4 separate regions of the Homo sapiens genome follow, and regions 1, 3 and 4 are each linked to region 2. A link is a loop called in an ENCODE intact Hi-C map of the cell type or tissue named here. Cell type or tissue: Calu3. All regions are shown on one strand. Each heading gives the region's core, and the rest is flanking DNA. Links, peaks and the distances in the headings are about the cores only.

Region 1 (5,401 bases), core at 142-5,141, 450 kb after region 2:
GGCGACAGAGTGAGACTCTGTTATAAAAAAAAAAAAAAGAAAGAAAAGAAAAGAAAGAAGTAAAAGTGGCTGCTACTAATATCATGTATCATCATCACTCCACTGATGTACTTAGTGCCAGGATAAGACGGTGTCCAAGAGCCTAATTATCTGGAATGGCATAGTTAGATTCAAGTCCCAGCTCCACATCTTCCTAGTTGTGTGGCTTGGGCAAGTTATTTAACCTCTTTCTCTGTGTCTCAGTTTCCCCATCTGTAAAATGGAGATGCCCTCAGTAACTCTCTCCCACCCAAGTAGCTGGGACTACAGGTTGTTGATAGGATTATACGACATGGCTGAGCAACGTGCTTCGCCCAGTGCCTGGTGGTTACTATCAGTAAGAGGTGTCCGTCCCTTGGTTTTGTTGGTAGTGGTAAAGCAGATGGAACCCAACCAGACAGCGAGGCTGCTCAGGAGCTGCGACTGCATCTTGCACAGGCTTTTGTGCCCCACGATGGCTAGCACTGTGCTGGGTTCACAGCAAGGGCTCAGTAAGCGTCAGCCACTGGCCCTCCTCCCTTCCCTCACCCTTCTAACTTATGCCTCTCCTGCCTTCTCCAGGGCTACCTGGAATGCCTCCAGCCCACTGCTCCCTCCCTTCTCTAAACTCTGATCACAAGAAAGATTCTGACCCCACAGTGCTGGGGCAACAGGCAAATGAAAAGCAGGTCTTCTCCAAGACCTTAAGGCTAAACTAGTCCCAACCTGTGCCCTAAAGCCACTGAAAGATAAGACTATGAGAACTACCAGTGCTGAAGCATCTCCTTCCTCTCCCCACTGGTATGGTGGGTGTTTCTTATGTTCCAATGTCTCATAGTCTTAAACTGTATCTTTCCAACATCTGACTTAATGTGTTAGAACCTGCCAGACAGATGGACCCAGGGTACAAATCCAGCCTCCTCCATGCACTGCCTTAGGGACTAGAGGCGGGTGCTCAAATTCTTTTTTTTTTTTTTAGAAGGAGAGACAGGGTCTCGCTCTGTCGCCCAGCCTAGAGTGCAGTAGCGAGATCATAGCTCACCGCAGCCACCAACTCCTGGGCTCAAGTCATCTTCCCGCCTCAGCCTCCCAAGTAGCTGGGACTACAGGTGCATGCCTCCATGTCCAGCTAATTTGTATTTTATTTTATTTTATTTTATTTATTTATTTTTTGAGATGGAGTCTCACTCTGTCACCCAGGCTGGAGTGCGGTGGCACAATCTCAGCTCACTGCAACTTCTGCCTCCCGGGTTCAAGCGATTCTCCTGCCTCAGCCTCCTGAGCAGTTGGGACTGCAGACACGCACCACCACGCCCAGCTAATTTTTTTTTTGTATTTTTAGTAGAGATGAGGTTTCACTATGTTGACCAGGCTGGTCTCGAACGCCTGACCTTGTGATCCACCCACCTCAGACTCCCCAAGTGCTGGGATTACAGGCATGAGCCACCGCACCCTGCCTACCCAGCTAATTTTTAAGACTTTTTTTCTCACTGTGTTGCTGAGGCTGGTCTCAAACTTGTGGCCTCAACTGATGATCCTGCTTCAGCCTCCTGAGTAACTGGGACCATAGCCACATGCTACCACACCAGGCTCAGATTTTTCAAGGCTCTGTTTTCTCCTTTGTAAAATGAGAAAAACAAAATGACTGCCCCCACTGGGTGGTTTTGGGGCCTAAACACACTGACCTTGCATGATGTCCTTCAGATACTCCTGGGATCTAAATTTCCATGCACTTAGAAAGAAACCAAGCCCACCATGGGGCTCACAAAGCCTAACTGGCTGTCCCTGCCTTTCCTCCAGCGTCACCCACCCCTCCCCATCCCGAGGCTCCAGTCACACCCACTGGCTGTCAGTTCCTGTCACTCACAAGCCTGCTGCTTCACTCTTCCCTCTGGCCTCTGCCTCTGCCGCTCCCTCTGCCTGGTATACTCTTCCCTGGAATTTTCAGCAAGCTGGCTCCCTCCTGCTGGTCCCTGAGGTCTCAACTAAATGCCATTATCCCTGCTAATCACACTCAGCCCACTGGCCACCCTCTATCACATCATGCCGCTTTATTTTATTTCCTTGATAGTGTTCCTTGTTTTCTCAAAGTGTTTTGTTTGCTTCCTCTTCATCTCCCATCATTAGAAAGAAGGCAGAGGCCATGAGCACAGGGGCCTTGCCTGTAAGCAGTGCCCAGCACATGGGAGGCCCCCAACAAATACTTGTTGGAGGAGTGGGAAAGGCAGGATTCAAACCCAGGCCTGACTCCAAAGCCCATGCAAAACCTTTGTAATCATAGACCACATTGGCCTAAAATTAGCAGAGACGTGCAGCAAGCCATCCAGAAAAGCAACACAGAGGCTAATGACTAGGAAGCTCCCCAGAGACATGCCTTCACCTTCCAGGTGGTAGAGGACAAAGGCAAAGCAGGGAAGAAAGAAAGGCTCTGGGTCACTTTACACAAATGGCTCAAGCCAGAAGCTCATGCTGCACCAGGCCAGGACATGCAGGTAGGTGCAGGTCACCAATGAAAGAGGATTCCAGCCCTGGCGGGACTGACACCCGAGCTTCATGACTGGTAAGATGCCATGGCCAACGCGGGGCTGGAGGTTCACATCACCCCTGGCACATCCACCTGTGGTGGTCTGCGCAGGAGCCAAGCGCAGGTAAGGCCTGCCATCTAGTGGAAAAGACACATTCTTCCCGTCTCACTGCGATCCTCTGCAGCAGGGCTGCTCGAATGTTACAGTGCATCCCCAGGGGATGTTGTTAAATTGCAGATTCTGATTCAGCAGGCCTGGAGGGGAAGCTGAGATCCCGAATTGCTAACGAGCTCCCAGGTAATGCCGATGGGATGCAGCTGGTCCCCAGACCACACCCAGAGCAGCCAGGGCCCACAGTGATTTCTGGAAAAAAAAATTAGCTTCAACTGAAACTGAGGGTTGGGAAGCCACAGCCCATGGGAAACAGGATTGAAGTTTAAGTCAAAGAACTCAGACTTGGAGGTGGGGTGGGCCTGGGAGGGCAGGGGGCAGTTTAGCGTAGACCTGCCAGGCGAGAGGCACAGAGAAGAGGAGGTGGTTCCCAGAACATATGCGACTCAGCAAGGATGATGCCAGCGACCTTGCTGAAAGAAGGCAAAAAACATCAAACACCATGAAACTCGGAGAACAGGCCCAGCTCACAAGGCAGATGCTACACAAGATGGAAGCTAGTGACAATAAAAACTCAAAAATACCCAGACAGGGCCTGGGCCCAGCTCTGCTCAAGCTGAGAACCACCCAACAACCCTCCTCAAGCAACCAACACCCCATCATTTGGGGCATTATCCATTCATTTTTTTTTTCTGCTATTGTTGTTGAGACAATTTATTTCTGTTCATTTTTCCTATTTGGAGATTTTTCTGTTTTTATTTTTCAAAAATTGCGGAAATGATATGTATTGCAATCAACCTGTGAAACGTAATGAAAACTACAGAGACACAACACAATCCCCCTCACCGCCACAGCCTCTTCACTCCCAATCCTGCTGCGATCCCAGTGTTTACAACCTGGTTGGTATCCTTCCACACCTTTCTTCACACACAGGTTATAAAATATACAGACAAAACTTCACACATAGGAGGTGTCTGTTGCTGTTGCTTATTTCTTCAAAATGAGATCATACTAAATATATTTTTACGCAACCTAACCCTTTCACTTAACCATAGATGTTCCTCTAGTTCAAGGACTGCCAAATGTTTTCAGTAAAGGCCAGAGAACAAATATTTTACATTTTGCAGATTGTACAAGCTTTGTCACAACTACGCAGTGAACTCTGCCATTGTATCACAAGAGCAGCCATAGATAATATATAAATGAATGGATGTGGCTGTGTTCCAATAAAACTTTATTTATAAAAACAGGCAGCAGGCCAGTTTGGCAACCTCTGCTTTACACCAATATCTGTAGCTCTAACCCATTGGTGTTTTGTTTTTAGTTATTTAGAATTTTTATCACAAACTTTTAAATAATAAAAGTATAGGAAGTATAATATACCTATAGAAAAGTGTATAAATCATAATCTTACAGCTTGAATTCTCACAAAGGAAATTCACCTGTGTAACCAGTTCCCATGTCAAAAATTATACTCATTTTCTCATTTTAATTCAGTCTTTTCTTTTCTTTTTTTTGAGACAGAGTCTTACTCTATCACCCAGGCTGTAGTGCATGAATGACCTGATCTCTGTTCACTGCAAACTCCACCTGCAGGGTTCAAGTGATTCTCGTGTCTCACCCTCCAGAGCAGGTGGGATTACAGGCATGCACCACCATACCCAGCTAATTTTTTGGATTTTTTTTAGTAGAGACGGGGTTTCACCATGTTGGCCAGACTGGTTTGGAACTCCTGGCCTCAAGTGATCCACCCTCCTCAGCCTCCCAAAGTGCTGGGATTACAGGTGTGAGCCACCGCGCCTGGCCTAATTCAATGCTTTCAACAACTACCTAGTATCACATAAAATGGGTACCCCTTCATTAGGCTGATGTTTTCTTTGCATCTCAAAGAAAACATCAATAAACATGCTTGTTCTAGATTTTATTTCTTTGCACGCTGGTGTTTCATTTTAAGAGAATAGATTCCCTAAAGGAAAACGTGAGAGTCAAAATGTTCATATGTATACATATTTTAATAGACATTGCTGGACCACTGTCCCCAAAGGCAGTCACAAGTCACAGCCCTGCAGGTCCCAGCAGTGCCCACTTCAATGCAATTCCCTAGACATTTGGGAGCAATGACCGCGCCCAGCACATCCTGAAGGCCTCAGACGCTGGCCTGGCCTTGATAATTCTCATGAGACTTAAATGACCAGGGAAGAAGAGAAGGAACACTGAATAGCAAGACGTCAGCTTCCCTACATCTCCTTAGGTCCAGTATCCCAAAACTTCAGTGCCTGAGACACTCACCTCAACCTAACAAGCTGATAGGCTTTGAAGGAAGGATGGGCAAGAGACCCTTCCCCTGGCCTCATGGGGTGTGCAGACAACTATCAGTAATACACTGAGAAAGATGATAGATGTTCCATAGACAGATATGATTTAACTGAACTTCTTCATTACAACAATACTAAAAAAAAAGCAAAATAAAGCAGGTGTATTGAGTTTTTAAAGGCATTTTGCTCTTCAATGAATACATAACAAAAAATTGTAAACAAGAATTTCCAATTTTCAAAGTTTCTACTTTACTGCATTATAACTCCTCAAAAAACAAACAAAAAAAATTGAACAACTATTAAGTTTCATGTCATCTAAGGGATTTTAGGTATAATAGACATCCCAATAGCCAGAGCTCATGAGTATGAGTGCAGTGTGTGGGGACATAAAGGCATTTCTCTGGTTCATACCTTCCCTTGGATCCTCAACAG
Region 2 (5,401 bases), core at 83-5,082:
AGAGGTGGGAGGTGATACACTTTAAACAACCAGATTTCATGCTGGGTGCGGTGGCTCATGCCTATAATCCCAGCACTTTGGGAGGCCAAGGCAGGCGGATCACCTGAAGTCAGGAGTTCAAGACCAGCCTGGCCAACATGGTGAAATGTTGTCTCTACAAAAATACAGACACACACAAAAATTAGCTGGATGTAGTGGTGGATGCCTGTAATCCCTGCTACTCAGGAGGCTGAGGCAAGAGAATCGCTTGAACCCAGGAGGCAGAGGTTGCAGTGAGCTGAGATCATGCCACTGCACTCTAGCCTGGGCGACAGAGCAAGACTCCGTCTCAACAAAACAAAACAAAAAACAAAACCAAAATAAACAACCAGATCTCATGAGCACTCACGAGCAGCACCAAGGGGGAAATCCACCCCCATGATCCAATCACCTCCCACCAGGCCCGGCCTCCAACATTGGGGATTACGATTTGGCATGAGATTTGGGTGGGGACATGGACCCAAACCATTTCAGGGGCATAAATCAAGACTCCTGGGGCTGAGTATGGTGGGTCATGCCTGTAATCCCATCACTTTGGGAGGCTGAGGAGGATGGATCACTTGAGTCCAGGAGTTCGAGACCAGCCTGGAAAACATAGTGGGACACCATCTCTACAAAAAGTAAAAAAATAAAAAATTATCCAGGCATGGTGGTGCACACCTGTAGTCCCAGCTACTTGAGAGGCTAAGGTGGGAGGATGGCTTGAGCCCAAGAGGTTGAGGCTGCAGTGAGCCAAGGTGGTACCACTGCATTCCAACCTGGGTGGCAGAGGAGACCCTGACTCAAAACAACAACAACAACAACACAAAACAAAACAAAACAAAAACTCCAGTTTCCTCTTATATGGTTGTAGCAGGAAGAAGTGGGGGAGGAGGTGTGTGTGTGTGTTTAAACCTTTTTTTTTTTGGCAAGCACACATGTGCACAACCCAATATACACATCACGCTTACTTCTCTTTTCTTGGGGTAAGCTCCAGCATGACCAACCTCGGGCAGGTCTATTCTCTCTGGGCCTCATTTTCCTTATCTGCTCAATGAAGCTGATGGATACAGCGCTTTCCAAGGTACCTTTTCACAATAACATGTTCTCAACCAGTGTGCAGGTATTCCCCTCCTAGGGAGACGTTTCTTGCATCTTTCCCACACACATGGCCCTGCATGCACACACAGACACAGAGCTGCAGTGTGTGCACATCTATCCCACACTCTGTCCCTCCAAGCCTTCCTACCCTGGACTATCTGGACTAGTAAGGAATGAAACAAGAAACACAGGGTCCGGGTCATGGTGGTGAGGGTGAGGGAGGCAGAGTCCCAAAGGCCTGTTCTCACCCTTAGGAGGTTCTGGGGCAGGAGGTCTGGGTCACATTCTTGGACAGATGCTGGAGGCCAGCTCTGCCCTAGTCTATGATCGAGGCCAGGCACTCTTTGAACTGATGGATATGGGGAAGCAGTACTTTTGAGCCCTCTCTAGACCCAGCTTTACCCCTACAAGCTCTGCAAATCACTTCTTAGTATTTAACTTTTTTTTTTTTTAATTTAGAGATCAGGTGTATCAGTCCGTTCTCACACTGCTATAAAGAAATAACTGAGACTGGGTAATTCATAAAGAAAAAAGGTTTCATTGGCTCATGGTTCTGCAGGCTGTACAGGAAGCATGGCTGGGGAGGCTTCAGGAAACTTACAATCATGGCAGAAGGCGAAGGGGAAGCAGTTTCCTCTTATATGGTTGGAGCAGGAGGAAACAGGGGAAGAGGTGCTACACAATTTTAAATGAGCAGCTCTAGTGGTAAGTCACTATCATGAGAGCGGCACCCAAGAGGAAATCCCCTCCCATGATCCAATCACCTCCCACCAGGCCCCACCTCCAACATTGGGGGTTACAATTCGACATGAGATACGGGTGGGAACACAGACCCAAACCGTATTACCAGGTCCTGCTTTGTTGCCCAGGCTGGAGTGCAGTGGCATGATCATAGCTCATTGCATCCTCAAACTCTCAGATGCAGAGATCCCCCCGCCTCAGCCTCTGGAGTAGCTAGGACGACAGGCATGCACCATCACGCTCGGCTAATTCTTAGTATTTCTGAAAGCATGGGTAGCAGTGCGTGTGTGGAGGAAGGAAGGCTGTAGAGGGCTGGTGTTCCCTCGCTGTTCCTTCTCCACAGGAGAAATTGAGTTGGGTGTGTCTAATTCCAGCTTGCCAGCTGAGGGCGCTTCTGTTCCGTAATTCCACCACCCTGGCCTTGGTGAGCCGAGTACAATTTCTTATCCCAAAGATAGGCCTAGGAGCAGGTTCTTTTTCACTCAAAGTAAGGGAGGCTTCAACACAGACCATAGCCAACACAGACCAGGCATGGTGGTGGGCGCCTGTAGTCTCAGCCATCAGGAGGCTGAGTCGGGAGGATTGCTTGAGCCCGGGAGGTAGAGTCCAGTCTGGGCAACATAGGGTGACCCCATCTCTTAATAAACAAAAAACACCAGCCTGGGCAACATGGTAAAACCCTGTCTCTACTAAAAATAGAAAAATTAGCTGGGCACGGTGGTGTACGCTTGTAGTCTCAGCTGCTGGGGAGGCTGAGGCAAAAGAATCACTTGAACCCAGGAGGCAGAGAATGCAGTGAGCCGAGGTCAAGCCACTGCACTCCAGCCTGGGTAAAAAAGCCAGGCTGTCTCAAACAAAACAAAACAAAACAAAACAAAACCACCCCGAAATCAAGCAAACAGAAAACAAAAACAAAACAAAAAATACCCACAAGGTTTAGGCTGCCGCCCATCTTTCTTTGATGGTGAGGTGGAGATTGGGAGGAGAGAAAGTAATCATTTCTTGCCTATGGGGTAATAGGGAATGCAAATTCTCATCCTTTGACTTGAGTTGGGTTCCCTAGCAGGAGATCCTAAGATGGAAACCAAGAATTCTCAGGAGGAGATGAGTGAGGAAGCAGGATAAAACAGTACAGAAAGCTCACTAATGCCACAGGAAGCAAAATGACAACACAGAGCTGGTCCCCACTTAAGGCCAAGGGGCTGGCCCCATTCCCGTGGGTTATCGTCCGAGGTCTGATCCCAGGAGGTGTGGGGGCCATCATCTAGTGGTTCCTTTCTGCCCAAGGGCTGTGCATTAGTTTGGAAGGCTGCTGAAACAAAGTACCACCACCTGGATGGCTTAAACCACAGACATTTATTCTCTAATAGTTCTGGAGGCTGGAAGTCCAAGTTCAAGGTGCCAGCAGGGTTGGTTCTTTCTGAGGGCCATGAGAGAGAGTCTGTTCCATGCCTTTCCCTCAGCCTCTGGTGGTCTGCTGGCAATCTTTGGTTTCGCTTGGCTTGTAGAAGCACCACTTCAATCTGTCTTCTTTTTTGAGGCAGGGTCTTGTTCTGTCACCCAGGTTGGAGTGCACTGGCGCAATCATGGCTCACTGCAACCTCTGCCTCCCAGGCTCAAGTGATCCTCCTGCCTCAGCCTCCCGAGTAGCTGGGACTACAGGCACGTGCCACCATGCCCAGCTAGATTTTTGTGTTTTTGGTAGAGATAGGGTTTCACTATGTTGCCCAGGCTGGTCTCAAACTCCTGAGCTCAAGTAATCCACCCACCTCAGCCTCCCAAAGTGCTGGGATTACAGGTGTGAGCCACTGCGCCTGGCCCTCTACCTTCATTTTTACCTAGCAGTGTGTGTGTGTGTGTGTGTGTGTGTGTGTGTGTGTGTATCTGTCTGTCTGTGTCCAAATATCCCCTTTTTATAAGGACAGTGGTGGTCCTAGTCTGTTTGCATTACTATAAAGGAATACCCAAGGCTGGGTAATTTATGAAGACAAGAGATTAATTTGGTTCACAGTTCTGCAGGCTGTAGAGGGAGCATGGCATTAGCATCTGCTTCTGCTGAGAGCTCAGGATGCTTCTATTCATGGCAGAAGGCCAAGGGGGAGCTGGTATGTGCGGAGATTACATGGTGAGAGAAGAAGCAAGAGAGGGAGGGAGGTGCTGGGCTCTTTGTAAGAATCACTTCTCAACTTATTACTGGGAGGATGGCACCAGGTCATTCGTGAGGGATCCACCCCCATGACTCAAATACCTTCCACTAGGCCCCACCTCCAACACTGGGGATCACATTTCAACATGAGATTTGGAGGAGACAAATATCCAAACTATATCCGTGGTTATATTGGATCAGGGCCCTAAAGACCTAATGATATAATTTAAGTTAATTATCTCTTTAAAGGCCCTCTTTCCAAATAAGGTCACATTCTAAGATATTGAGGGTTAGGACTTTAACACTGGAATTTTAGGAGCATACAATTAATTCAACCCATACCACGCAGTGCTCTAGAGAGGAAACAGCTGTGAGCTATTAGCAGCCAGTGCTCTGGGCATCTGGGGATGGATGCACTGGCTGGGAAGAGGGTCCCTGTGAGGCACCAACAGCACCCACTACACCAGTGGGTGCCTCCTGGGCCAGCAACATCAGCCTCCCCTGGGAATGTGGTAGGAATGCAAAGTCTTGGGCCTTCCTCCAGACCCTACTGAATCAGAAACTCCGGGGATGGTGCCTCACAGTCTGTCGTGATTCCAATGCATACCAACGTTTCAGAACCACTGCAGTATACCACTTGGGTCACTGAACAACAAATGCTGATGGCAGAGAAAGGCAGTGAGCATTGATTCAGGAGGCTCGAGGTTCCCCAAGGAACACAGGACTGCCGCACTGCATAACTCTAGAGAGCACTATTCCAGTTGCAGTTCAGGTCAATGGTGCTCACAGAGTACAGTCTGAAGCATGCAATGGAGTACAGTTGCATGGTGTACACATGGAGTGGTGCAGCTGCCACCAAGGAGCCAGGCCTGGGCTACTCTATTAAGGGAAGTGCAGTGCTTTCTAGCAGGGCTAGAAAGTCTAATCAGGGCCAGGTGTGGTGGCTCACCCCTGTAATCCCAGTGCTTTGGGAGGCCAAGGTGGGAGATCGCTTGAGTTCAAGAGCAGCCTGGGCATCTCTACAAAAAATGAAAAAATTATCCAGGCATGGTGGTGCATGGCTCTAGTCCTAGCTACTTGGGAGGCTGAGGCAGGAGGATCACTTGAGTGCAGGAGCTCCAGGCTGCAGTGAGCTTAGGTTGCACCACTGCACTCCAGCCTGGGTGACAGAGTGAGACCCTGTCTCAAAAAATAAAAAAGTAAAAACAAAAATCCCAGAGAAGCCATGCCCATGTGTATGCCCCGATCATTTCTTGAGGCCCATCTGACCTACTGCATGATGTGAAACTGAGACAGAGTGAGGAGCCCCTTTTGTAAGGGCCTGTGAAGCCTAAGAATGGAAGTAAAGGAAAATCCTGAGTTCCTTCAAGGGAAATTCCAGGCACCTAGCTGGCC
Region 3 (5,401 bases), core at 210-5,209, 430 kb after region 2:
GAATACTGGACACATTTTAGGTAAAGTCAGCACATCGTTTATCGAGGTGTTAAAAACATGGCTTAGGGGCTAGGGGATGAATATTGAACTTTAGACTGAGACATTTAAAAAACCGGCCAGGCGCAATGGCTCACACCTGTAATCCCAGCAATTTGAGAGGTCAAGGAGGGAGGATCACTTGAGGCCAGGAATTTGAGATTAGCCTGGGCAACATAGCAAGACTTTGTCTCTACAAAAACAATTTTCACGATTAGCCAGACATGGTGGCATGCGCCTGTAGTCCCAGTAACTCAAGGGGCTGAGGCGGGAGGATCACTTGAGCCCAGGAGTCTGAGGCTGCAATGAGCCAACATTGTACCACCGTACTCCAGCCTGGGAGACAGAGCAAGATCCTGTTTCTAAGAAATAAATAAAAATGGCAAAAATGTTTAAGGCAGGTAGGATTCAAACAGGTGGGCAATGGGAGGCCATCTTTAGGAGAGGTTCTTACAAATACAACAGTTCTAATCCTGACCTTAATCACAGGGCTGATAGTCAAAATATTTAGCAAGCGGTTTATCCATCAGATTGGAGACAGCCAAAGCCCTGGGGTAGATGTGAAGGCTCCCACTGAACTAGACATTCACCTTTTCATTATCAGATCACATCCAAGGGCTCTTGGAGAAGAAACTAACAAGGCCAGAGAGGCAGAGGACATCTGGTGGTATTTCTTAGTTGCCAGCTGGCATAGAGATATTTTGATGTTTTGATAATCATCTCTGATCAAGATGACTGAGCACTGCATAAATACTTCCTCTTTACAGTAAGGTATACTTGAGCTACTGAATAGTTTCATTTTTAAACAGCCTTAAAAAGAGAGAGAGAGTTAGGCCAGGTGCGTGGCGCACACATGTAATCCCAGTGCTTTGGGAGGCTGAGGCGGGTGGATCACCTCAGGTCAGGAGGTCGATATCAGCCTGGCCAACATGGTGAAACCCCGTCTCTACTAAAAATACAAAAATTAGCTCGGTCTGGTGGCACAGGCCTGTAATCCCAGCTACTTGGGAGGCTGAGGCAGGAGAATTGCTTGAACCCAGGAGGCAGAGGTTGCAGTGAGCAGAGATCATGCCATTGCACTCCAGCCTGGGTGACAAGAGGGAAACTCCATCTCAAAAAAAAAAGAGAGAGAGAGAGAAAGAGAGAGTTAAAGAAAGCAGATTGGCTGGTTGTGGTGGCTTACACCTGTAATCCCAACTCTTTGGGAAGCTGAGGTGGGAGGATCACTTGAGGCCAGGAGTTGGAGACCCCCATCTTTATAAAAAATAAAAATAATAATTATCTGAGCATGGTGGTGCATGCCTACAGTCCCAGCTACTTAGGAGGCTGATGTGGGAGGATTGCTTGAGCTCAGGAGTTCCAGGCTGCAGTGAGCTATGATCGTACCACTGCACTCCAGCCTGGGTGACAGAGAAACACCCTGTCTCAAAAAAATTAAAAACAAAAGCAGATTGATGGTTGCCAGGGGCTGGGAGAAGGCAGGGATGGGTAGTCACTGCTTAATCAGTATGGGGCTTTATTTTGGAATGATGGAAATGTTTTGGAACTAAATAGCAGTGGTGGTTGCACAACACTGTGCATGTACTAAATGCCGCTGAACTGTTCACTCTAAAACAGATCATTTTAAGTCATGTGAATTTCACCTCAGCAAATTTTTAAAAACAAAAGGCGGGGGTGGGGTGGGGGTTAAACTCTATCCAAATTGCAATCAGCCCATAAACAAGTAGCAAACTGAATTGGGCACCCTCATGATAATAATAACATCCTTGCTGAGATCCTGGAGCAGGGCCCAGTGATGCCGACGACCCCTCCAGAATGTGTCCACTGTGATCATTAACTCCACAAAGGCTTGGGCATGGTTACTGCAACTCAACGCCCTCTTCGGCCCCCACCATAACTTTCAGCCTTTCCTGCACCATCTCCTTATATGGTGTAGGCCAGACTCCAGCTAGCCTTGGCTGCCGGCTGTTCCCTGTAAGATCCTGCCTCCATAGGAGGAGACAGATGGGATCTAGTGTCCAGGACCACATCCCACAGCTACTGCCCAGAGACATGTGCAGAGCGGACAAGCCAGGCAGGTACTCACTCTCTTTACTACCCTAGGACCTTTACCCCCAATCACAAGTAGAACCACTGGCCCTGTTGAGTTGAGCTAGACTAGCATTCTCAATTCTGGATCCACATTAAAATTGGTGGAAATTGGAAGGTTGGACGGGCTCCTCTTATTCCTTTTCCCCAGTCCTGTTTGTCTTTTTTTTTTTTTTTTTTTTTTTTTTAGACAGGGTCTCACCATGTTACCCAGGCTAGTCTCAAACTCCTGAGCTCAAGCGATCCACCCGCCTTGGCCTCTCAAAGTGCTAGGATTACAGACGTCAGCCATCGTGCCCGGCCATGTTTTGTTTTCAAGGCAATGCAGAGAAGAGGTAGCTCAGGCTCCTCTTACCATACCAGATATGCAGAGTTCTGAGAGGTCTGAAGGCAGAGTAAGTCTCAAATGGAAAGCCAAGAGAGAATGCTTAGGGTATATCATGAAGACGAGGTCATTAAGCTCCTCCCCTATCTCTGAAAGCCCCAAGAGCAGCATCCAAGTCCTTAACTCACATCCTCACATCAGCCCTGGAGTGGAGGGGGGCTTTGAGCTCCCTCTTCAGGTCACAGTGTGTACTAACTACCCTTTGTCCAGATGGTTCCCTCCCTTGCCTTTGGCCCAAAGCTCATTCATCCTTCTAGTTAGATCTATAAGGCCACCTCTTCCCAGAAGCCTTTCCTGACTTCATCTGACCCATCACAGGATTTCTTCCTTTCTTATCTTCAGTGACACAGTATACTTTAGAGAGATATGTACTTGCTTTACTTGTTCTGCTATATTAAATAGAGCTCCTTAAGGGAAGGGACTATGACTTCCTAATTTTTCTGGCCAAGGGCTTGGCCTCAGGATCAAACAGACCTGAGTTTGAGTTCAAAGTGATACCACTTCCTGGCTGCGGAGGCTTGGAGGATTACTTAACCTCTCTGAGCCTCAGTTTCCTCATCTGTAATATGAGAATAGCAACAGTGTTCCCTCATAAGATGGCTGAGAGGGCTGAGGAGCTATATACTTCATGCTATTATATGCGTTGTAATGACTGCAACCTATTTTACACTCAACAACTCCTAGTCATTATTATTATTCTGTTCTATTAGGTGCCTGGGATACTATTTTCTATATATTTCATATATACTTAATAAATGATTTTTAAATGTCATTAAATTCCCTGGTTTCAAGGCCGGGCGCAACGGCTCATGCCTGTAATTCCAGCATTTTGGGAGGCTGAGGCAGGCGAATCACTTGAGGTCAGGAGTTTGAGACCAGCCTGGCCAAGATGGCAAAAATCCGTCGCTACTGAAAATACAAAGATTAGCCAAGAGTGATGGCACATGCCTGTAATCCCAGCTACTTGGGAGACTGAGGCACAAGAATCGCTTGAACCCAGGAGGCAGAGGTTGCAGTGAGCCAAGATCGTGCCACTGCACTCCAGCCTGGACGACAGAGCAAGACCTTGTCTCAAAAAAAAAAAAAAAAAAATCCCCTGGTTTCCTGCAAGATGAAAAGCTTACCATCACAGGGCCCCAATCCCAGTGTAAGTTAACGTCCCTTCCCTGGTTGCCCAGGACACCTTGCACTCGTGTCTGGCACAGCAGTCCTAACACTTTGCTGTAATTATCCATTTATTTGTCGTATTGACAGTGGTGACGCCATAGCCCAGCACAGTGTGAGCCACACACTGAAGGAAGGAAGGAATGGCCATGAATCACGTCATCTCGGGAGTACCCGTTGGGAATGGAGAAGAATCTTAAGACCTCCAGCCCAGAGAGAATATACAGGTTTTGTGATTTGTTCTAGGCTCTGATGATGTCATGACAATAACAATGACAACTTTTATTGAGCACATACTATATGCCAGGCACTGTTTTGTTTTGTTTGTTTTGTTTTGATACAAAGTCTTGCTTTGTTACTCAGGCTGGAGTACAGTAGTGCAATCACGACTCACTGCAGCCTCAACCTTTGGGGTTCAAGTGATCCTCCCACCTCAGCCTCCCAAGTAGCTGGGACTACAGGTGTACGACCATGCCTGACTACTTCTTAAAATTTTTTGTAGAAATGGGGTCTCACTATGTTGCAGGCTGAAATCAAACTCCTGGGCTCAAGCAATCTTCCCACCATGGCCTCCCAAAGAGGTGGGATTACAGGCATGAGCCACCACGCTCAGACCCAGGCACTGTTTTAAGCACTCTATACACAGCACAGCACTGCTCGTCCCCAGTGCTCAGCCTCTTCCGGGCCAAACTTCAACGTCTCACTCTGGGAGGCAGGAATCCAGCAGCTGAAAGAAGTCAGTCTTACATGATTTAAAAACAGGCTGTTCTGAGGCCATCTGCTTCATTTGCCCCAGGACATGGGGACTGGACCAAACTGTCCTCTAACACGGCACCTCCTGCATTTCATGTACCCTTATCTGATCTAAAGCCACTTTCTATACCAAATTAGTCAAGTGTGATGGTGAGGAGCTTAAACCCAGAGATCCTGGCAGATCAGCTCTGCCATAGAGCAGCTTTGTGACCTGAAAGTTACCTAACTTCTCGGTAACTCAGTCTCCTTGTTTAAAAAATGGGGCTAATGATAAGGATGTTGGCTCATAGGAATGTTACAATCATTATAAATTAATAGAATGTCTGGCATATGGTAAACATTCACTATGTGCTACTTTGTTATTATTGGCTCTTATTTTATATCGCTGTCTCCATAGTGTTCTAGCAGAATGCTTAGCAACCTTTACTTCACTATCTTCACTCCCCAAAGTTCTCAGGGTCCCCTACCAGGATCTGAAAGAAATGAGGATTCCTCACTCTATCACTGATGCTCACAACACCCTTCTTTAAAAATAATTTTCTGAACCAAACAAATATTACCTTAGATCTTATCCCAAAATTAAATAAATGCTTTCATTTGTATATTCACCTTCTGGTCTTTTTCCATGTTAACATTCAATTTTTACATAATTATACCACTCTAAATCTATTTTGTATTTTATATTTTTATTTAATATCATACCACTTGGGGCAATGATAAAGTAGCTCTCCCACTGAGAGCAACTATAAAAGCCAGATAAAAAATATTTTTCAAGAAACTGGAATTTTGAAGGAATTAGAATTAAGATAAGTCCAATATTCTGTGTGTGGTTTTTTTTTTTTTTTCCTTTGGGCCATAAATCAATTCTCAACACAGGGCAAAGGACTAAGAAGCTAGACAGAGGGCACCTGCTAAGAAGGAGGGAGGCCACCAGAGCTTGAAGCTTATTCTTGGGGCTAGGAATCAAAGCTTCCA
Region 4 (5,401 bases), core at 251-5,250, 89 kb after region 2:
CGAGACTCTGTCTTTTTTTTTTTTTTTTTTTTTTTGAGACAGAGTTTCCCTCTTGTTGCCCAGGCTGGAGTGCAATGGTGCGATCTCAGCTCACCGCAACCTCTGCCTCCTGGGTTCAAGCGATTCTCCTGCCTCAGCCTCCCGAGTAGCTGGGATTATAGGCATGCACCACCATGCCTGGCTAATTTTGTATTTTCAGTAGAGATGGGGTTTCTCCATGTTGGTCAGGCTGGTCTCAAACTCTCGACCTCAGGTGATCCACCTGCCTCGGCCTCCCAAAGTGCTGGGATTACGGGCATGAGCCACGGAGCCCGGGCCGAGACTCTGTCTTTAAAAAAAAAAAAAAGAATGTTTCCTTGACACTAGCCCCAAAAGCTGCTGAAAAAGTCAAAAGGATGTGTATAAATTAACTCCAAGGCCACAGTCTTCCTGGACCCAGGATCCTCCCTGAATTCATAACCATCTCAATGGTGCTCAGTTACAGTGTCCACTTAGGCCCTACAGAGAGGGTTTAATATAATAATGGAGGTTCAAACCACACAACACTTGAGACATAAAATTCCTTAGACATGGCACTACTCACTTTTACACTATGAATTTCTTTTATCAGTTTAATCCTTTGTTCCTCCAGAGCAATTAAAGCTCTCTTTTTACTTTTGTATTTTAAATACAATGGGAGGTGGGGGTGAGGTGGGGCAACCCTCCAGGTGTATTCACTGGCTGGAACTTGGGTTCTTTCTTCCATCCTCAGAGCAGAGATTCTCAGCCCAGACTGCACATTAAAACCACCTAGAAGGCTGGGCGCCGTGGCTCCCGCCTGTAATCCCAGCTCTCTGGGAGGCCGAGGAGGGTGATCACCTAAGCTTGGGAGTTTGAGACCAACCTGACCAACATGGAGAAGCCCCATCTCTACTAAAAACACAAAATTAGCTGGGCGTGGTGGCGCATGCCTGTAATCTCAGCTACTCGGGAGGCTGAGGCAGGAGAATTACTTGAACCCGGGAGGCAGAGGTTGCGGTGAGCCGAGATCGCACCATTGCACTCCAGCCTGGGCAACAAGAGCGAAACTCCATTTCAAAAAACAAACAAACAAAAACAAACAAACAAACAAACAAAAAAACCCAAAAAAGCCACCTGGGGGCTTGGAAAAAAAAAATCACCAGGCTCTATCCCTAAAGATTCAGGTTTCATTGGCCTGGGGTCTCTTGGGTATGGAATAATTTTAGTGAGTGTTCCTTCCACGTCACCTGGAGATTTTACTCTATATCGCTTGTAGAGTAAAATCCCCCTCCTTTGCCTGTTTATTGATGTTAAACACACTCTTGGGGTCCCTAACTTCATGGCCATCACCTAGGCTTTAGAAACATCCCAATCTGGGTGAGAAGTGGCATGTAAGGAGGAGCATGGGTATTGAAGACTAATACCATTTGCCCACCCCCAGACCCGCACCCTGGCTCCTCATCTGCTTCCGGGTGAGCCTGCCTCAGTCCTACAGTTAAGCGAAACTTGAAGCCTCCCAGTGTGTGACTGAGTTCCTTCCCAGTGCTGGGATCTGTCCAGTGGTGTGCTGGGGCTGGCTTATAGGGATGATTGTTAAATTTCCAGGGTTTTTGAAAGCTGGCTATTAAACACAGCCATTATTAAAAATCAAATTTTATAAACTTATAATTAACTAAATTATATTTTGAAAGGTAATAAATAATTGAATTGCTTCCTAATAATTTTGTTGTACTATTATCTATACTTTTTTTTTTTTTGAGATGGAGTTTTGTTCCTATTGCCCAGACTGGAGTGCAGTGGCACTATCTCAGCTCACCTCAACCTCTGCCTCCCGGGTTCAAGCGATTCTCTTGCCTCAGCCTCCTGAGTAGCTGGGATTACAGGCATGCACCATCACTCCCAGCTAACTTTGTGTTTTTAGTAGAGAAAGGGTTTATCCATGTTGGTCAGGCTGGTCTTGAACTCTCAACCTCAGGTGATCCACCTGCTCAGCCTCCCAAAATGCTGGGATTACAGGTGTAAGCCACCACACCCAGCCTATTAACTATACTCTTGAAGTCCATAAATACATACATATAAAGATGTCTATGTATCTCTCTCTATAACATATATGATATATTTAGTATATATCTACATAAATTTTGTGGCAATACTATATAATGGGGTGCTACTGAGCATCTGTTCCCAACTTGCAGGTCACCATTCAGTGACAACATATTGGTGTAGCTTAAAATCAGCCACAGTTGAATATTTACACCATGGTAATCAGATAACACTTTGAGTCTCAATCAAAGCAAGAACTGATTGACCATTTCTCTCTTTTTTTATTAGATGTCTAGACTTTAGAAAGTGATAGAGAAAACTTTAATAATGCAGAAGAAATGTCAATGTGTGTTTTGTCTGTAGTGGTTATGTTGTGAATGGCAGAAAGCATTGTCAAATCATGACTGAATTGTAATCATATTAACTACATATACAAGAGTTCAGCAAAATTCAACAAAAGCATTCTGTAAGAATTCAGCGGCTATGCGTAATTTAAGATGAAGAGCATTTTCATGCTTTATAGTTATTTTTAAAGTGTGTGATACACATTCTTTTCTTTTTTTTTTTTTTTGAGACAGGGTCTTGCTCTGTTGCCCAGGCTGGCATGCGGTGGCACCATTACGGCTCACTGAAGACTCCAACCCCTGGCTCAAGGGATCCTCCCACCTCAGCCTCCCAAGTAGCTGGGAGTACAGGCATGCAACATGACACTTGGCCAATTTTTAAATTTTTGGTGGGGATGGGTTCTCCCTATGTTGCCGAGGCTTGTCTTAAACTCCTGGCCTCAAGTAATCTTCCTGCTTCAGCCTCCCAAAGTTCTGTGATTACAGGCATGAGCCACTGTGCCTGCCTTGCTACACATTCTTGATATCAATACAGTTCGTAATAAACATACATATGTAACTACATGCGTGCCTTTTTCCCCCTCAGAGACACCTGTTAAACATTTTCTAGCACCACTGACTCTGGCTGCCCAAGAAGGCTTTGGCCAAAAGGAGTGCTGCGCAGTAATGCCACCTCAACTTCCTGTCAAGCTGAGATTCCCACTTTGCGAAGGTCCTCTCCTATGGCGGGAACTGTGCTTCTTCCACCTGGGACTTTGCCCCAAAGTGCAGTTATTAATAGTTTGTTATAGAGAGACATCCTCCCAGGAGCTGGCCACCCAGAATTCCTGCCTCCTGTGCACACTCATTTCTCTGTGCCAAATCACCCAATGTGAGATGCATCTTGGTGCAGGAAAGAAACAGGTAATGATGACTGGCATCCTGCGCCCCTGAGTCCTCAGCCTCCTGCTCTCTGCTGGATGTCAAGAGAATTGCATTAGAGAGATGTTCACTCCAAGCAAAGCATTCTCTAAGAAATGTTTCATTACGTCGGGCCTCCAACGATCTCCTTTAGAACCACCCAGGCAACATGTACATTACTGGACCTTACCCAGGGAGAGTCTGCAATTTTAACTGCCCCATTCATTCACTTATTGAGTGCCTGCTGTTTGTCAGGCACTGTTCTAGGCTCTGGATGTGCCAGGGAACAAAACAGACAATGATCCCTGATATGGTTTGGATCTGTGTCCCTGCCCAAATCTCATGTCAAATTGTAATCCCCAATGTTGGAATTGGGGCCTGGTGGAAAGTGATGGATCATCGTTGCCACCCTGCTTTGGCATTGTTGTGGCAAATAGTGAGTGATTAAGTTATCACGAGATCTGGTTGTTTAAAAGTGTGTAGCACCTCCCTCCTCTCTCCTCTTTCTCCTGCTCCAGTCATATGAGACATGCCTGCTTCCCCTTTGCCTTCTGCCATGATTGAAAGTTTCCTGCCAGGCGCGGTGGCTCATGCCTGTAATCTCAGCACTTTGGGAGGCCGAGGCGGGCGGATCACGAGGTCAGGAGATTGAGACCATCCTGGCTAACACGGTGAAACCCCATCTCTACTAAAAATACAAAAAATTAGCCAGGTGTGCTCGTGGGCGCCTGTAGTCCCAGCTACTTGGGAGGCTGAGGCAGAAGAATGGCGTGAACTCAGGAGGCAGGGCTTGCAGTGAGCCGAGATTGTGCCACTGCACTCCAGTCTGGGCGACAGAGCGAGACTCTGTCTCAAAAAAAAAAAAAAAAAGGAAAGTTTCCTGAGGCCTCCCCAGAAGCCGCTATGCTTCCTGTACAGCCTGCAGAACTGTGAGCCACTGAAATCTCTTTCCTTTTTAAGTTACCCACTCTCAGGTAGTTCTTCATAGCAGTGCGAGAATGATCTAATACAATCTCTGTTTGCACGGAGATTATAGTTAATGATGGCCAGGCGCGGTGGCTCATGCCTGTAATCCCAGCACTTTGGGAGGCCGAGGTGGGTGGATCATCTGAGGTCAGGAGTTTGAGACCAGCCTGGCCAACATGGTGAAACTCCATCTCTGCTAAAAATAGCCATGCCTAGGCCAGGCGCGGTGGTTTACGCCTGTAATCCCAGCACTTTGGGAGGCCAAAGCGGGCGGATCATGAGGTCAGGAGATTGAGACCATTCTGGCTAACATGGTGAAACCCTGTCTCTACTACAAAAAAAAATAATAAAATAAAAATTAGCCAGGCTTGGTGGTGGGCGCCTGTAGTCCCAGCTACTTGGGAGGGTGAGGCAGGAGAATGGCGTGAACCTGCGAGGTGGAGCTTGCAGTGAGCCAAGATTGCGCCACTGCACTCCAGCCTGGGTGACACAGCGAGACTCTGTCTCAAAAAAAAAAAAAAAATAGCCATGCCTGGTGGCATGCAGCTGTAATCCTAGCTACTCAGGAGACTGAGGCACAAGAATCTCTTAAACTTGGGAGGCTGAGGTTGCAGGGAGCCAAGATTATAGCCAGTAAGGAAACCCCTAATAGACAAAATATTTAAGTAAAAATATATAGTATATTAGCTAGTAATAAGCACTAGGCAGAAAAATAAAGCCAAAAATGGGGGAAAGAGGTATGAATATGACATTTGAGCATACATGTAAAGACCTAAAGGAAGTCTTTAGAGTGAGGTGACTTAGAGTCAGCCTTGCTGAATATTGTGGGGAAAAGTGCTCCTGGCAGATGGAACAGCAAATACAGCAGCCCTGACCTGGGAAGAGAAGGAAGCCAGTATGGCTGAAGAATCCTCAGAAGATTCTTTTGCACACAAAAATCGAGAACCCAGGCCAGGCACAGTGGCTTACGCCTGTAATCCCAGCAGTTTGGGAGGCCAAGGTGGGCGGATCATGAGGTCAGGAGTTCGAGACCAGCCTGGCCAAGAGACCAACCTGGCCAATATGGTGAAATCTTGTCTCTACTAAAAATACAAAAATTAGCTGGGTATGGTGGTGGGCACCTGTAATCCCAGCTACTCAGGAGGAGG

Evidence for each region. Hi-C counts contacts between places; a loop is a spot of excess contacts. Peaks named below come from ENCODE experiments on the same cell type or tissue, not always from the same donor. Only the 100,000 strongest peaks of a DNase experiment are listed, where the experiment ranks them.
Region 1: a loop joins it to region 2, with 9 times the contacts of the local background. A loop is called at or near these places in 84 of 110 quality-filtered maps.
Region 3: it touches region 2 in a loop (7-fold over the local background); 9 of 110 quality-filtered maps call a loop at or near these places.
Region 4: a loop joins it to region 2, with 12 times the contacts of the local background. A loop is called at or near these places in 11 of 110 quality-filtered maps.

Annotation. Positions count from the first base shown.
Region 1 is chr16:24,043,132-24,048,532 of GRCh38, reverse strand. The region is part of intron 5 of PRKCB (protein kinase C beta); the gene reads right to left. Among named protein-coding and RNA genes, the nearest start is that of MIR1273H, 160 kb to the left of the region's middle. In Calu3, for the core only: a CTCF peak has its summit at 2,689 (motif pointing left); a DNase peak (open chromatin) is centred at 2,672.
Region 2 is chr16:24,496,232-24,501,632 of GRCh38, reverse strand. No RefSeq gene overlaps it. Among named protein-coding and RNA genes, the nearest start is that of RBBP6, 41 kb to the left of the region's middle. In Calu3, for the core only: no CTCF peak of the experiment used is centred there; a DNase peak (open chromatin) is centred at 2,252.
Region 3 is chr16:24,068,348-24,073,748 of GRCh38, reverse strand. All of the region lies in intron 5 of PRKCB (protein kinase C beta), which reads right to left. Among named protein-coding and RNA genes, the nearest start is that of MIR1273H, 130 kb to the left of the region's middle. In Calu3, for the core only: a CTCF peak has its summit at 2,643 (motif pointing left); a DNase peak (open chromatin) is centred at 2,678.
Region 4 is chr16:24,407,180-24,412,580 of GRCh38, reverse strand. No RefSeq gene overlaps it. Among named protein-coding and RNA genes, the nearest start is that of RBBP6, 130 kb to the left of the region's middle. In Calu3, for the core only: no CTCF peak of the experiment used is centred there; no DNase peak of the experiment used is centred there.